Linked DNA regions of Homo sapiens: regions 2 and 3 are each linked to region 1. The links are chromatin loops, found by intact Hi-C in ENCODE. Cell type or tissue: endothelial cell of umbilical vein. All regions are shown on one strand. Region 1 holds the start of ADGRG6 (adhesion G protein-coupled receptor G6). Region 2 overlaps ADGRG6 (adhesion G protein-coupled receptor G6). Region 3 has its middle 27 kb from the start of LINC02919.

Region 1 (2,500 bases):
AATTTCTTTGGGACTATACCGTGTAATAGCGACTGACTCAAAAGGGTAGTCTGGAAACCTAATCTTAGCCCCTGGTCACCTCTAGCTAGTGTGCACAGACCTCAGATCTTGTCAGTCTCATTTCCCTACCTGTTAACGTGAGACAGTTGGGCAGAAGAACTTTAGCTTCCCTTAAATGCTACAACTCAGCGTCTCTATTAATCATACCGTTTATTCATCAAAATGAATACTGATAAAAATGACAAGTAGAACACACCCTAGATGTTCAGGCCTCTGGAATTGGTGGCAGCGTTCCAGCTTCCTTTCTGCCTGTAACTGTGAGTAAGTCCTGCTTTACCTCCTTCCCACCCCCCGCACCCACCAACAGCTCTCTATCATAAGCTAATCAGCTTGAAATAATTGTTAGGGCACTTCTGTGTATGGCCTGTGCATGTGCCAGTGTGTACACCGTGCAAGCTGAGCTGTTGAGGTTCTGGATGTGCATACAGCCCTGGCACCGGAAGGTTTGCCTCTAGCATTTTGTGGACTAACTCTGGCAGTACACAATGGGAAGAAAACCTCTTTCCAAGTGTGAGCCCTTCTCTCTTCTCATTCCCAAGGAGGTGTGTCCAGATCCCTTTGCCAGACAGCTACTTTACAGGAGCATTGGAGAGCAGGCAGCTAACTTTCCCCAACAAGCAGCTGGATTTACGTTGGCAAATCAATCCCTCTCAATAAAATGTTATGTGACCATCTTCCCAGCCCCCCGTTAAAATCCCTTCATTTTTTCGAGCAAGCGAACTAGTCAGAGAAGACAGAAAAGTTAAGTAAAGAAAGTGGCAGAAAAGTGAAGCAAAGCAACAGCCCGGGAGCGTGGCGGGGGGACCCGCGCGGGGACTCGGGTAGGCTGCAAACGCTGGGGAGATGCCACAGGAGCGCCTGCCTTCCCAGCTTCTCCTTTCTCTCGCCGAGGGTCTCTGGGGTTCAGCGCTCCCGGCGTTTCGGCGACCTCCGGGTCCGCCCTGTCCCCTCCCAGCTGGGGAGCTGAGCCCGGCTCTGCGCCCATCGCCGACCCCGGCCACTCTCCCTTCGCTGCTCGCTCCAAAAGCGCCTGTCCCGCCCCGCGGGGCGACTTCTCCCTTTCGGCCCTGGGGTTGAAGATCCTGTGTGGGGCAGCTGCGCCTTCGGGACAGCCCCAGCCGCGGAGCGCCCAGACCAGGGCAGCCGGAGTCGGGTCATACGCCGCACGCCGCCGGGGCCGCCGCACCTGAGCCCAGCTCCAGTCACGCCGGAAGCGCGGGCGGAGCGCACGGGTCCGGGGAGAGTCGCCTGCGCCCGCGAGGGGGACCCAAGTACCTAGGGTGGTGGCCGAGTCCCGCCTCCCGCCAGCGGGGGCGAGGACCTGCGACGCGCACCCCTGCCTGGCCCGGTCTCCTCAGCACCAGCCCCACGCACACCCTACTTCCTCAGCTTCTCGCCCTCACCCTGCCAACTTCCCTGCGAGGAGGGACCTGCCGCCAGCCTGCTTCCTCGTCCGCAGGCCCTGCGCTGAACGCTGCCGCGCCCAGGGTTCACCTTGCGCCGTCGGGAAAGCCCATGAACTCTCCAGAAACGGCGTAAAGGAGGGTCCCGCCGCGGCGCAGGGCTGGGGCGCCTGGGTTCCCCCTGGGTGGAGCAGCGGCAGCAGAGCGGGAAAGTGGTGGAGGATGATCTTGCGGCCAAAGGGGACCTCGGCGCAGTAATGTCAACATGTAAGTCTCACCTTTCAGCTTGGAATTCCTTCACTCTTTTATCTGTGTCCACCTTCTGTCGCCCCCTCCCCGACCACCCCACCCTCAAGAGAAATGATTTTATAAGGACTTCAACTGCACGGAGGGAATAAACCGGTTTGTCTTCAGTTTGCCCCTCGAGGCACTGAGGAGTAGGACTATTGCCAAGTGGAGTTGTGACATGTGTGTGTGGCTGTTTTTTTTCCCCCAGCGAGGTAAACCTCACATTTGGGCGGTGTAAAGCCTAATAAGAAGGGCAGGGCTTCAAGAATGGGGAAAACGTGTTTTCAATTCAAATTAAACAAGGAGTAACAGGCACCGCTCCTCAGTCCAGAGGCCTGGCCCTGCCAAGAAGGCGCTCTCCGGAATCAACACCTGGGGGCTTGGAAGGTACTAGTATGCCGAGAAAATGTTGACTTTACACATTGTCACCATTGACTGTAGAAGTTATTCTTGGATCTTTGGGGTGTTTGAATTTTTTTAAGGTGTGCAGAAAATGTTTTCAGTGTGCTTTGTAGTTTAGGAAGTAATTAAGGGTTACGCCACGTTACGTGATAGGATTTGAGGGGACTTCCATAGACTTATGGGGGGCGTGGGGAATTGGGGCATTGAAACAGAGAAACCTAAAAGGTTTTGCCTCCATAGAATTGTCATCCTAATGGTGAGGTGGCGCACAGCGACCCCATGAAAGGGTCGCCAAGCACCGTCTGGCTTTCCAGAATGGGAAAAGGAAGATTGTACTCCAAAGGGCC
Region 2 (2,500 bases), 99 kb after region 1:
AGTTGGTGATGACAGTACTTGTTCCCAGAAAACTGATATAACTCACTAATGCTCAGTACTGAAATACAAGAGTTTATTGTTGTTGTTGACGTATTGCTGTTACTTTGATATCCTTTAAAATGTAGAATCTGAATCATTGATGTCATGAGGCTTACTTAGAGAGTCGTCAAACAAAAAGTCAGATGATGTGAGGATAAAGAAGTCTGAGAGTTTGTTGGTTTGCAGGTGACTTCCTGTGTCCCCCTTAGTTAGCTTCCAGGCAGGAGAGGCTATCAGAGCAGCTGGAACATTTTCTATAAAATAGCCACACAACTCAAAGAAGACACTATTGAGGCATCATTTCTAGGCTTTCCCCTTTGAAAAAAATCAAATTACATTTTGAATTTTTCAGGATTGTTTTCCTTCTCTGTAGGGTTTATTTCTTTGAATAAAACTAGTATCTGCTAATGATTAGAATGATAATGTATGTTTCATGTTTATACTTACATAACTGTGTTTTTTACTTAAGGTTTTGTCCAATGTAATGATTTTTGGATTTGAAGTGTATTAAATGTTAATGTTTTTTCTAACTTCTAATTTTTTTTTTTACAAATTCTGAAGATAAACACTAATATTTTGGTATTACATTAAAGAAATACCTAATTACCAGCATTGTCATTTTGCTTTCATCCTGCATCTCTAATCTCTAACTTTAAAAAATAGGTGAATATTTCTCATGCTGGTTCTTATGTTCATATAGGTCATTGTCTTGCCATGGAGGAACCCAAAGGCTACTACTGGCCATCTATCCAACCTTCTGAATACGTTCTTCCTTGTCCAGACAAGCCTGGCTTTTCTGCTTCTCGGATATGGTAATATTTTCACTGACTCTTGCCAGCAAAGCTACATGTTATCAGCCTTCCCAGGGTTATACGTGCAGCACGGTAGTTCTTAGGCATTATATTGATTGCAAAGAAGGGCAGGAATCTCTGTGTATGCCTGTATCATTCACTCCTGGGGAATAAAGATAACATAAGTGGATGACTCAGAAAGGCAGTGTTTTCCTCCCAGCCACATGCTAATCAAGCCCTTTCACAGAAAAACTGAAGAGTTTAGAAGCCAGTGGGTAGCACCAGAGCAAAGTACCTTGTATGTGGATGAACCTAGCCTACCCTTGGAACATGCGTCTGGAATTCCGAAACTTTTTAACTATTTTGACTGATTATTGCTGGAATGGGGAGAGGAGGCAAAGAGGAAATGAAGACAAGATCCAGATTGGGATAGTCTGCTGATGGAAACTGTCAGGGTGTAGATTTTCTCTAAATGTTTAACAGAAACCTCAGAGACTAGATAATTGCAGGGATTCATGGAATAGCAAGTCAAATCCATTTCTCTACCCACCTCACTCCCAATTAGAGTTTTCCTGGGGGAAATTCAGAAATGGAAACTGCCTAAGCATAAATACTTTGCATACTATAAATATTGCTGGGTTTGACACTTTGTAGGGAGCAAAGAAGGGGACTGTAGAGATGTATGGACTTGAGTTTGAAATGTGGCTCCATCTCTTCCTGGCTGTGAGAACTTGGAAAATTCGTTGATTTACCAAATTCCATTTAATCTTCTATAAGATGTGAATTATAATCTGCTTTGCAGAGTTATGTGAACTCAAAATCAGATTTTACCTGTAAAGTTCTTAAAGCAGTACTTGGCCAATGTATCCTAGGTTAGGATACTGCTGGTATTTTGTTTCCAAGATGCATGCTACTGATTTTTTTCCCATAAGAATTTTTAGCATGAAATTTATTTCAGTGCATTACAGTTTTATTTTCAAAGGAAACTTAACCTAGAAATCAAGGCAAATCCCAAAAGTTATTAACTAATCTTTTCAGTTCTAATATCATTTATAGGAAAACAGGAAAAGAAAACTTGTAGAAGGAAATAGTGCAAATGGAGAAACAAACTGGGGTGAGAGAGGAGAGAATAAGGAAGGGTGAGAAGAATGAGGTGGAGAAATGGAGAGAATTTGGGAACATTGTATAGATAGGGTGATAAACAGAAATAGGCTAGAGAGATAGAACGTAGACATATAAACAGGTACAGAGATAAACAGAGAATTAAAATGGAAAGAGTGAGAAGCTCAGTATCTTAAAGGGAAGCTTGTCCATTGATCATATTGTAATAAATGTATATATCATGTAAAAATCCCTTTAAGCAGTACAAAATAATACCAGTTATATCAAATATTTAAAATATCTATTTTGTTTCATAGTTTTTACAATGCTACCAACCCATTGGTAACCTACTGGGGACCTGTTGATATCTCCAACTGTTTAAGTAAGTGAGCAGTTTTCCTTTATTTCTCAAGGACAAAATGACATGACTTCATGCTTCATGATTTTCATTGTCTTCGAGAATATTCTTCTGCTCTGTGATACTGTTTTCATATTAAAAGGCAAATGATTGTTTCACTTAAGACAGAAAATACTTTTTACTCTCATTTTAACTTTCTGTTCTGTAGGGG
Region 3 (2,500 bases), 69 kb before region 1:
CGTCTTGTGCCTATTTTCAAAGGGAATAATGCTTTCAGTTTTTGCCCATTCAGTATGATATTGGCTGTGGGTTTGTCATAAATAGCTCTTATTATTTTGAGATACATTCCATCAATACCTAGTTTATTGAGCATTTTTAGCATGAAGGGCTGTTGAATTTTGTCAAAGGCCTTTTATGAGGCTAGCATCATCCTGATGCCAAAGCCTGGGAGAGACACAACAAAAAAAGATAATTTTAGGCCAATATCCCAGAAGTACATTGATGCAAAAATCCTCAGTAAAATACTGGCAAACTAAATCCAGCAGCACATCAAAACGTTATCCATGACAATCAAGTTGGCTTCATCCCTCGGATTCAAGGCTGGTTCTACATATGCAAATCAACAAACGTAATCCATCACATAAAAAGAACCAATGACAAAAACCACATGATTACTGCAACAGATGCAGAAAAGCCCAAAAGCTTCTTAAGCTGATCAGCAACTTCAGGAAAGTCTCAGGATATAAAATCAATGTGTACTGGGCATGGTGGCTCATGCCTATAATCCCAGCACTTTGGGAGGCCAAGGCAGGCAGATCACCCGGGATCCGGAGTTAGAGACCAGCCTGGCCAACATGGCAAAACCACGTCTCTACTAAAAATACAAAAATTGGCCGGGCATGGTGGTGGGCACCTGTAGTCCCAGCTACTTGGGAGGCTGAGGCAAGAGAATTGCTTGAACCCCAGGAGGTGGAGATTGCAGTGAGGCGAGATCAGGCCACTGCACTCTAGCCTGGGTGACAAAGCAAGACTCCATCTCAAAAAAAGGAGTCACTTCCAAGATGGCCAAATAGGAACAGCTCCAGTCTGCAGCTCTTAGTGAGATGGAGGGCAAGCTGAAGTAGGGCAGGGCATCGCCTTACCCAGGAAGTGCAAGGGGCTGGGGGATTTCCCTTTCCTAGCCAAGGGAAGCCGTGACAGACTGTACCTGGAGAAATGGTACACTCCTGATCAAATACTGCACTTTTCCCACAGTCTTAGCAACTGGCAGAATAAGAGATGCCCTCTCGTGCCTGGCTTGGCAGATCCCATGCCCACGGAGCCTTGCTCACTGCTAGCGCAGCAGTCTGAGATCAACCTGCAATGCTGCAGCTTGACAGGGGGAGGAGTGTCTGCCATTGCTGAGGCTTGAGTAGCTCACAGTGTAAACAAAGACGCCAGGAAGCATGAACTGAACAGAGCCCACCACAGCTCAGCAAGGCCTACTGCCTTTATAGATTCCACCTCTGGGGGCAGAGCATAGTAGAAAAAAAGGCAGCAGACAGCTTCTGCAGACTTAAATGTCCCTGTCCGACAGCTCTGAAGAGAGCAGTGGTTCTCTCAACATGACGTTCGAGCTCCGAGAATGACAGACTGCCTCCTCAAGTGGGTCCCTGACCCCCGTGTAGCCTGACTGGGAAACACCTCCCAGTAGGGGCCAACAGACACCTCAAACAGGCAGGTGCCCCTCTGGGACGAAGCCTCCAGAGGAAGGATCAGGCAGCAATATTTGCTGTTCTGCAGCCTCCACTGGTGATACCCAGGCAAACAGGGTCTGGAGTGAACCTCCAAATGAGTCTTTTGAGAAGAAGGAGCACATATTATTCGAGGTGTGTTTAATACAGTCACAATTTACCTTCTCAGGAAAGTCTTAGTGTTTAGGCATTTAAATTCTTATACTACTTGGGGAATGTATTAGTCAGGGTTCTCTAGAGGGACAGAACTAATAGGATAGATAGATAGATATAAAGGGGAGTTTATTAAGTATTAACTCACTTGATCACAAGGTTCCACAATAGGCCATCTGCAAGCTTGAGGAGCAAGGAGAGCCAGTCCGAGTCTCAAAACTGAAGAACCTGGAGTCCCATGTTTGAGGGCAGGAAGCATCCAGCACAGGAGAAAGATGTAAGCTGGGAGGCTAGGCCAGTCTCTCCTTTTCCCTTTCTGCTTTATATTCACTGGCAACAGATTAGATGGTGCCCACCAAATTAAGGGTGGGTTTGCCTTTTCCAGCCCACTAACTCAAATCTCAAATGTTAATCTCCTTTGGCAATGCCCTCACAGACACCCCCAAGACCAACACCAATCCAATCAAATTGACACTCAGTATTAACCATCTCAGGGAAGATGAATAATCCTAGAAACTTGAATTCAGTCCTAATGAAGTGTAAAAAGCTTTAGTAGTGTTGATGAAGGTGATCTAAACTCTTTGATTCACAAACTCTTAAAGAAGGAAGGGACCTCAAAGATGATATTTTCCAGTCCTTCCATTTTACAAAGGATGGACCTGAGACCCAGGAGAGATGCAGTTATTTACTCGGGATCACACAGCTGGTTAGTGAAAGAGTAAAAACCAAAACACCTCTGACTCTCTTCTTATATCACGTTCTGAAGACTATTTCAAAATGATTCAGCTGGCTAAGCACATTTTGAAATTTGACATTTTCCTCAAAATACATGTGTAAGTCCAGCGGGGATCAT

The links. A loop is a pair of places that touch in the nucleus more often than their neighbours do. Peaks named below come from ENCODE experiments on the same cell type or tissue, not always from the same donor. Only the 100,000 strongest peaks of a DNase experiment are listed, where the experiment ranks them.
Region 2: a loop joins it to region 1, with 3 times the contacts of the local background. A loop is called at or near these places in 2 of 110 quality-filtered maps.
Region 3: it touches region 1 in a loop (4-fold over the local background); 6 of 110 quality-filtered maps call a loop at or near these places.

Annotation. Positions count from the first base shown.
Region 1 is chr6:142,300,602-142,303,101 of GRCh38, forward strand. It overlaps ADGRG6 (adhesion G protein-coupled receptor G6), which reads left to right and starts at 1,406. Exons shown (of 25, transcript NM_198569.3): 1 at 1,406-1,730. The coding sequence starts at 1,729. RefSeq lists a silencer at 1,196-1,335. In endothelial cell of umbilical vein, CTCF peaks have their summits at 1,324 and 1,531; DNase peaks (open chromatin) are centred at 440, 1,260, 1,740 and 1,980; H3K4me3 peaks cover 2,303 bases; H3K27ac peaks cover 2,500 bases.
Region 2 is chr6:142,399,746-142,402,245 of GRCh38, forward strand. ADGRG6 (adhesion G protein-coupled receptor G6) reads left to right here. Exons shown (of 25, transcript NM_198569.3): 11 at 740-851; 12 at 2,249-2,313. Among named protein-coding and RNA genes, the nearest start is that of ADGRG6, 99 kb to the left of the region's middle. In endothelial cell of umbilical vein, no CTCF peak of the experiment used is centred here; a DNase peak (open chromatin) is centred at 956; H3K27ac peaks cover 1,613 bases.
Region 3 is chr6:142,231,442-142,233,941 of GRCh38, forward strand. No RefSeq gene overlaps it. Among named protein-coding and RNA genes, the nearest start is that of LINC02919, 27 kb to the right of the region's middle. In endothelial cell of umbilical vein, a CTCF peak has its summit at 1,216; a DNase peak (open chromatin) is centred at 1,210.